2 separate regions of the Homo sapiens genome follow, and region 1 is linked to region 2. Evidence: read pairs that join two places in POLR2A ChIA-PET (ENCODE). Cell type or tissue: GM12878. All regions are shown on one strand. Links, peaks and the distances in the headings refer to the core of each region. The heading gives the core; the rest is flanking DNA. Region 1 overlaps ARHGEF2 (Rho/Rac guanine nucleotide exchange factor 2). Region 2 overlaps GON4L (gon-4 like).

Region 1 (4,343 bases), core at 1-4,000, 190 kb before region 2:
CCCTCCCCTTCTGTGTGCCCACAGTTTAGTAAAATCCCCAAGGGCAAAGGAGGAGTGTATGTTTTCTCTCTCTTTTTTTTTTTTTTTAGAAACAGGGTCTCGCTTTGCTGCTCAGGCTGGGGTGCAGTGGTGCAGTCATAGCTCACTGTAACTCAAACTCCTGGGCTCAAGTGATCCTTCTGCCTTAGACTCCTGAGTAACTGGGACTACAGACCTGCACCACCACACCCAGCACATTTTTAAATTTTTTGTAGAGATAAGATCTTGCTATGTTGCCTAGGCTAGTCTTGCTCAGACTCCTGGCCTCAAGTGATTCTCCTGCCTCAGCCTCCCAAAGTGCTGGGATTGTAAATGTGAGCCACTATGCCTCGCCCTCTGTTTTCTTGATTGTGACATCCAAGTTTTATGGAATTGATCTTTGTTTCCTCCCTCAGTCTTGGAGTGCTGACCCCATAGGATCTGAGAGCTTGGAGTGTGAAGCAGAGAAAGAAATTGAAGCAGGGGCCTGCTGGGGTTGAAGGAGATGGGTGGGTGAGGGATGGTCTTTCAGTCCTCTGCGAGAGGAAGGAAACTTTCTCCCTCCCTACCAAGCTCAAAATTAGAAGTGGGAATATGCCAGGACAGGGAGAATTTAGGTCAGATAGCCGTAAAGGTCTTCCTTAGTTAGATATTAGAAATGGAATTTAAAGGCTAAAAAATGTGGTCCAGGCTGGGCACGGTGGCTCATCCCTATAATCTCAGCACTTTGGGAGGCTGAATCAGGCAGGCAGATCGCCTGAGGTCCGGAATTCGAGACCAGCCTGGCCAAGATGGTGAAACCCCATCTCTACTAAAAATACAAAAATTAGCCAGGCATGGCAGCATTCACCTGTAGCCACAGCTACTTGGGAGGCTGAGGCATGAGAATCGCTTGAACTCAGGAGGCAGAGGTCACAGTGAGCAGAGATCACACCACTGCCCTCCAGCCAGGGCGACAGAGCGATACTTGGTCCCAAAAAATAAAAAATAGGCCAGGCGCAGTGGCTGATGCCTGTAATCCCAGCACTTCGGCAGGCCAAGGCAGGCAGATTACTTGAGGTCAGGAGTTAGAGACCAGCCTGGCCAACGTGGTGAAACCCCGTCTCTACAAAAATGCAAAAAATTAGCCAGGTGTTGTGGCGTGCTCCTTAATCCCAGCTGCTCAGGAGGCTGAGGCAGGAGAATCGCTTTTTCCTGGGAGACAGAAGTTGCAGTGAGCCAAGATGGCACCACTGCACTCCAGCCTAGGCGACAGAGTGAGACTCCGTCTCAAAAAAATAATAATAGAATCAAATTAAATTAAAAATAAATAAAAAATAAAAGTATGGTCCCTCTTGCTCTGGGGAACCTTATGAATCTCACAAAAATCTTGGACCCTGTCACCCAAAAAAATACACGAGTTATGTTAATATGTAAAACTATTTACACACCTTCAGAAGGTTTACAGAGCCACTGAAGCCTGACATCCCAGGGGGTCTGTAGGCCCTAGGTTAAGAAACCTGAATCAGTCAGGTAGAAAGGGTTTTCTGTAGACACTGAGTGATCCCTGTGGTTCCTGCTAGCCCACAACGCTGTTTTGTCTGATAGCACATGAATCTTTCTGCACCCTGCCCGCCCCCCACCCCCCACCCACACTGTTTTTAAGCTGTAAGAATGTGTGACCAGGCGCGGTGGCTCATATCTGTAATCCCAGCACTTTGGGAGGCCGAAACTGGTGGATAAACCTGAGGTCAGGAGTTTGAGACCAGCCTGACCAACATGGTGAAACCCCGTCTCTACTAAAAATACAAAATTAGCCGGGCATGGTGGCACACGCCTGTAGTAGTCCCAGCTCCTTGGGAGGCTGAGGTAGGAGAATCGCTTGAACCCGGGAGGCGGAGGTTGCAGTGAGCCAAGATTGCACCATTGCACTCCAGCCTGAACAACAAGATGAAAACTCTGTATCAAAAAAAAAAAAAAAAAATAGAATGGGTGAGGTGTGAGAGGTCTGAAAAAGTGCAAGCAGCCAGAGGGAAGAGAGGCCAGGAAGAGGGAAACTGGGAGCTCTAACCTGATGGGATAAGCCTGGTCCTTGGGAAAGAGGGAAGCAGCTGCTCAGACCGTCTAGTGCTGACTGTTCTCCCACCTTCATCCCCTTCCAGATGTGCTAGTGCTGCTGATGACAGATGTACTGGTGTTTCTCCAGGAAAAGGACCAGAAGTACATCTTTCCTACCCTGGTGAGACATTCATTCTTCACCTTTCTCAGCACAGACAAGTGTTTTAGTCTCTTCTTGCTTTCCTGCCCAAGCCCACGAGAGCTCTGGAGTCCCCCAGAGTCAAACAGCTATAATTGTTACTATTACCGTAATAATAAAAAATAAGAGCAGCTCACAGGTACTGTTACTGTGCACAGGCACTTTTACACCTGTGGGAAAAGATTATTTTCGTCCTCATTTTATAGATGATGAAAGTAAAGCTTCAAGTCAGTTAAATAATTTGTCAAGGGTTGCACACATTTCTAAGTCCCTTCTGGCTGGCACCAGTGCCTGGCTCTTAACTGGTATTGTAAGATGACTCTTCAGTCCTTTCAGTCCTCGTCCAGAAGGATTGAAGGCCTAAATATGCCAAGGGACAGGATTCCCAGGCTTAATCCTTCCTTTCCCCTGACTGGCAGGACAAGCCTTCAGTGGTATCGCTGCAGAATCTAATCGTACGAGACATTGCCAACCAGGAGAAAGGGATGTTTCTGATCAGCGCAGCCCCACCTGAGATGTACGAGGTGCACACAGCATCCCGGGATGACCGGAGCACCTGGATCCGGGTCATTCAGCAGAGCGTGCGCACGTGAGTGTCTGCCTGCCGCCTGCATGTGCTTATGACCTCAGGGTACCTGCAGCATTAGATCCCAACCATAGAACTCCCTGGGAACAGAATCCAGCATTCAGAGGTGGGGGAAGAGGTTGAGGGAGAGACAAAATGGCCCAAGACTGGAAAGGTCACCTATGTTCTTATGTCCTGTAAAGCCACATTTTATACATTGCCAACCTCAACTCCCTTTCAAATTCAGCATGAGCTGACAAGCAAGGGAATACTTTGAGCTGTCACATGGTGGCATACCTGCCAGCCAACAGTACAATTTCAGCTGCATTCACATGTTCATCTGTAGGCAGAGGGCTGTTATTTGGATTGTATTGTATTTTACATTTATTTTTCTAAAAATGAATGAAAAAGAGGATAATGAAAGCATCGATACTAGAGAGGAACAAGTCTCATAAACAGACTCAACACAATAGAAGCAAGAAGGAAATCAGTGTGTCAAAGCAGCAAATCTTTAGCTTCTATTGGACACACATTAGATTTGAGGCAGTCAACTATGTGTCTAATTGTGATGGGAAAAAACATCAAATAAAGCACAGGTAAGATGTTTAAAATGGATTCTGGAAGATTATGCCTAAAGAATGAAGTGTAAGTGTAATTCTAATTCAGATTTTTACAGGTTTTCTTTCTTTTTTTTTTTTAATTTTTTTTGAGACAGAGTCTCGCTCTCAGCTCACTGCAACCTCCACCTCCTGGATTCAAGCGATTCTCCTGCCTCAGCCTCCCAAATAGCTGGGACTACAGGTGCCCACCACGACCCCAGGCAAATTTTTTTTTTTTTTTTTTTTTTTTGGAGACAGAGTCTCTGTTGCCGGGCTGCCTCAGCCTCCTGAGTAGCTGGGACTACAGGCTCACGCCACCATGCCCAGCTAATTTTTGTATTTTTAGTAGAGACGGGGTTTTACCATGTTGGCCAGGATGGTCTTGATATCTTGACCTCGTAATCGACCCGCCTCAGCCTCCCAAAGTCCTGGGATTACAGGCATGAGCCACTGCACCCAGCCAAATTTTTGTATTTTTAGTGGAGACGGGGTTTTGCCATGTTGACCAAGCTGGTCTCGAACTCCTGATCTCAGATTTATCCGCCCACCTCAGCCTCCAAAAGAGCTGAGATTACAGGCATTAGCCACCATGCCCAGCCAAGATTTTTATAATTTTTCTTTAGCTTTCAGGGAATCAGTTCTCAACTTTATAATTTGTAAACCTTTTTTTTTTTTTAACTTCTGCACCATGGAATTTTGAAAAGGTTTTTAGAAATGCATATAAAAGTATGAAATTGCAGGCCAGGCACAGTGGCTCACGCCTGTAATCCCGGCACTTTGAGAGGCTGAGGCGGGTAGATCACTTGAGGTCAGGAGTTCAAGACCAGCCCGGCCAATATGGTGAAACCTCGTCTCTACTAAAAATACAAAAATTAGCCGGGCGTGGTGGCATAAGCTTGTAATCCCAGTTACGCGGGAAGCTGAG
Region 2 (4,316 bases), core at 317-4,316:
GACAGAGGAGTCTCTGTCTCAAAGATCAAGAAGCAGAGAAACAAACAAAAAGTACAAAGATGTGCACAGAAAATGACACACAACTCAAACGTGAAGGAAAAAGATTTTTCTGCAGCAGAATACGGTTTATCAAGTGCCTTAGCACCACGGATGAAACTAGACAAATTCTAAGCCATATTATCATGAATTTTCAAAACATTGGAGCCAAAGGAAAAATCTTACATGCTATCAGAGGTTGGGAGAAACAGGTGTTACATGAATATTCAAGAGTTAAATGGGGCCGTGGCTCACGCCTATAATCCCAGCACTTTGGGAGGCCAAGGTGGGAGAATTACTTGAGCCCAGGAGTTCAAGACCAGCCTGGGCAAAAAAGTGAGACCTGTCTCAATTTTTTTTTTTTTTTTTGAGATGGAGTCTTGCTGTGTCATCCAGGCTGGAGTGCAGTGGTGTGATCTCGGCTCACTGCAAGCTCCGCCTCCCAGGTTCATGCCATTCTCCTGCCTGAGCCTCCTGAGTAGCTGGGACTACAGGCACCAGCCACCACGCCTGGCTAATTTTTTGTATTTTTTAGTAGAGACGGGGTTTCACCATGTTAGCCAGGATGGTCTCAATCTCCTGACCTCGTGATCTGCCCACCTCAACCTCCCAAAGTGCTGGGATTACAAGGTGAGCCACTGCGCCTGGCCTATTCTTTTTTTTTTTTTTTGAGACGGAGTCTCACTGTGTCACCCAGGCTGGAGTGCAGTGGCACTGTCTCTGATCTCAGCTCACCTCAACCTCCACCTCCCAGGTTCAAGCAATTCTCCTGCCTCAGCCCGCTGAGTAGCTGGGATTACAGGTGCGTGCCACCATGCCTGGCTAATTTTTGTATTTTTGTAGGAATAGGGGTTTTGCCATGTTGGCCAGTCTGGTCTTGAACTCCTGACCTTAGGTAATCTGCCCACCTCCGAAAGTGCTGGGATTATAGGCATGAACCACCACGCCCAACCTTCATTTACTCTTAAAATTGAACTTTCTCAGGCTCTTTTTTTCCCCCCTTCTCTTCTAATGCCTTTCACACCACCATTTGCTTAAAAGGAAGCTTTCATGTGTCCAAGGTATAGATTACGATGTTGTCTTTGCAGCTGTTGATCAAGAACAAATCTTACATAAGATTGCTCTGAGCATCTGCTTCCTTTTCTCTCTGTGACCTAAACTCTCCCCTTCCTGGCAACCAGAATGGAGATCATCAGTTAGAAAATATTGAATAATTGTGAAATATTTAAATAGAGATTAGTTTAATTTGAAATGTACAAGTATTCAGCATATGCTATTTATATATGTGCGTTCATGGATGTTTGTGTATGTGGTCTTGTGTGTGTGTGTGTGTGTGTGTGTGTGTTTCTCTTGATCCACCACCACCCCATTCACCAGCCTGACAGGGGACAGTGTTTCCAGAAGGAATGTAATTCATGCGCATTTTTTTCATGTTAAGTTTTATAAGAAGACCAAACAGCTGCCAGTCCTAGGAAAATGCTGTGAAGAGATCCAGCCACATCAGTGGAAGCCACCTATAGAGAGAGAAGAACACCGGCTCCCATTCTGGTTAAAGGTACAGCCCTCTTCCTCGAAGTCTGTAGGAGGCAGAAGGTCACTGAAAGTTCTGAGAGAATATCAAGGGCTTCCTTAATCGTCTAATGCTTTAGTTGTAGAACTAGGACTTTAGAAATCTTCCTGATTCACCTTTCTTCCCTTACTTTTCTGCCCTTCTCTGGGTGATTCTACAGCATTTTCAAAATAATAGGTAAAATAATAATTTGCTAAAGGAAATTCACAGAAGTTTCTAAAGTGTATAATTAGAATGTGGTCTTTGTAGATTTGATATGCAGAGAGACCCTTCTTGGAAAGATGCCTTGAGACTGTCTAAGGTCTCTAAAACCTAGAAAGCCCTATTGTTTTTCCCAAATTCTTTTTTTGTTGTTGTTTTGTTTTGTTTTTGAGACAGAGTCTTGCTCTGTCCACCCAGGCTAAGGTGCGATCTCGGCTTCTCGCAACCTCTGCCTCCCAGGTTCAAGTGATTCTCCTGCCTCCGCCTCCTGAGTAGCTGGGATTACAGGCACATGCCACCACACCCAACTAATTTTTGTATTTTTAGTAGAGACGGGGTTTCACCGTGTTGGTCAGGCTCATCCTGAACTCCTGACCTCAAGTGATCTGCCCACTTCAGCCTCCCAAAGTGCTGGGATTACAGGCGTGAGCCACTGTGCCAAGCCTCTTTTTCCCAAATTCTGACATATGCTGGATCAGAGTGTTCTTGTTTCCAATAGGCCAGTCTGCCATCCATCCAGGAAGAACTGCGGCACATGGCTGATGGTGCTAGAGAGGTAGGAAATATGACTGGAACCACTGAGATCAACTCAGATCGAAGCCTAGAAAAAGACAATTTGGAGTTGGGGAGTGAATCTCGGTACCCACTGCTATTGCCTAAGGGTGTAGTCCTGAAACTGAAGCCAGTTGCCACCCGTTTCCCCAGGAAGGCTTGGAGACAGAAGCGTTCATCAGTCCTGAAGCCCCTCCTTATCCAACCCAGCCCCTCTCTCCAGCCCAGCTTCAACCCTGGGAAAACACCAGCCCGATCAACTCATTCAGAAGCCCCTCCGAGCAAAATGGTGCTCCGGATTCCTCACCCAATACAGCCAGCCACTGTTTTACAGACAGTTCCAGGTGTCCCTCCACTGGGGGTCAGTGGAGGTGAGAGTTTTGAGTCTCCTGCAGCACTGCCTGCTGTGCCCCCTGAGGCCAGGACAAGCTTCCCTCTGTCTGAGTCCCAGACTTTGCTCTCTTCTGCCCCTGTGCCCAAGGTAATGCTGCCCTCCCTTGCCCCTTCTAAGTTTCGAAAGCCATATGTGAGACGGAGACCCTCAAAGAGAAGAGGAGTCAAGGCCTCTCCCTGTATGAAACCTGCCCCTGTTATCCACCACCCTGCATCTGTTATCTTCACTGTTCCTGCTACCACTGTGAAGATTGTGAGCCTTGGCGGTGGCTGTAACATGATCCAGCCTGTCAATGCGGCTGTGGCCCAGAGTCCCCAGACTATTCCCATCACTACCCTCTTGGTTAACCCTACTTCCTTCCCCTGTCCATTGAACCAGTCCCTTGTGGCCTCCTCTGTCTCACCCTTAATTGTTTCTGGCAATTCTGTGAATCTTCCTATACCATCCACCCCTGAAGATAAGGCCCACGTGAATGTGGACATTGCTTGTGCTGTGGCTGATGGGGAAAATGCCTTTCAGGGCCTAGAACCCAAATTAGAGCCCCAGGAACTATCTCCTCTCTCTGCTACTGTTTTCCCGAAAGTGGAACATAGCCCAGGGCCTCCACTAGCAGATGCAGAGTGCCAAGAAGGATTGTCAGAGAATAGTGCCTGTCGCTGGACCGTTGTGAAAACAGAGGAGGGGAGGCAAGCTCTGGAGCCGCTCCCTCAGGGCATCCAGGAGTCTCTAAACAACCCTACCCCTGGGGATTTAGAGGAAATTGTCAAGATGGAACCTGAAGAAGCTAGAGAGGAAATCAGTGGATCCCCTGAGCGTGATATTTGTGATGACATCAAAGTGGAACATGCTGTGGAATTGGACACTGGTGCCCCAAGCGAGGAGTTGAGCAGTGCTGGAGAAGTAACGAAACAGACAGTCTTACAGAAGGAAGAGGAGAGGAGTCAGCCAACTAAAACCCCTTCATCTTCTCAAGAGCCCCCTGATGAAGGAACCTCAGGGACAGATGTGAACAAAGGATCATCAAAGAATGCTTTGTCCTCAATGGATCCTGAAGTGAGGCTTAGTAGCCCCCCAGGGAAGCCAGAAGATTCATCCAGTGTTGATGGTCAGTCAGTGGGGACTCCAGTTGGGCCAGAAACTGGAGGAGAGAAGAATGGGCCAGAAGAAGAGGAAGAAGAGGACTTTGATGACCTCACCCAAGATGAGGAAGATGAAATGTCATCAGCTTCTGAGGAATCTGTGCTTTCTGTCCCAGAACTCCAGGTGAGAGCTGGAGAATATTCTCAAGTATTTCGTGGACTCAGTAATATGTATCACTTATTGATATGCCACCTGCTTGCTTGCTGCACTATGGATAGTCCTAAAATCATTTGTATTTGATTTGTGAATGCATTATGGGACATGATTGTGGAGTTGAGGTGAAATGAGATGGAAAGGATGAAATTTTACTTATTATATTAAACTCGTTTACACATTAAATTGAATCACCTGACCATACTTTAAATGCCTTAAAAAATAGTAATAGGCTGGGCTTGGTGGCTCACTCCTGTAGTCCCAGCACTT

Evidence for each region. Peaks named below come from ENCODE experiments on the same cell type or tissue, not always from the same donor. Only the 100,000 strongest peaks of a DNase experiment are listed, where the experiment ranks them.
Region 1: POLR2A ChIA-PET joins it to region 2 with 5 read pairs; 3 of 35 experiments call an interaction of 5 or more read pairs at or near these places.

The regions. Positions count from the first base shown.
Region 1 is chr1:155,956,213-155,960,555 of GRCh38, reverse strand. It overlaps ARHGEF2 (Rho/Rac guanine nucleotide exchange factor 2), which reads left to right. Exons shown (of 22, transcript NM_001162383.2): 12 at 2,160-2,236; 13 at 2,674-2,843. Among named protein-coding and RNA genes, the nearest start is that of MIR6738, 7.0 kb to the right of the region's middle. RefSeq lists a silencer at 1,509-1,648. In GM12878, for the core only: no CTCF peak of the experiment used is centred there; a DNase peak (open chromatin) is centred at 1,553; H3K4me3 peaks cover 570 bases; H3K27ac peaks cover 2,031 bases.
Region 2 is chr1:155,764,700-155,769,015 of GRCh38, reverse strand. It overlaps GON4L (gon-4 like), which reads left to right. Exons shown (of 32, transcript NM_001282860.2): 20 at 1,475-1,591; 21 at 2,307-4,016. Among named protein-coding and RNA genes, the nearest start is that of DAP3, 78 kb to the right of the region's middle. In GM12878, for the core only: no CTCF peak of the experiment used is centred there; no DNase peak of the experiment used is centred there.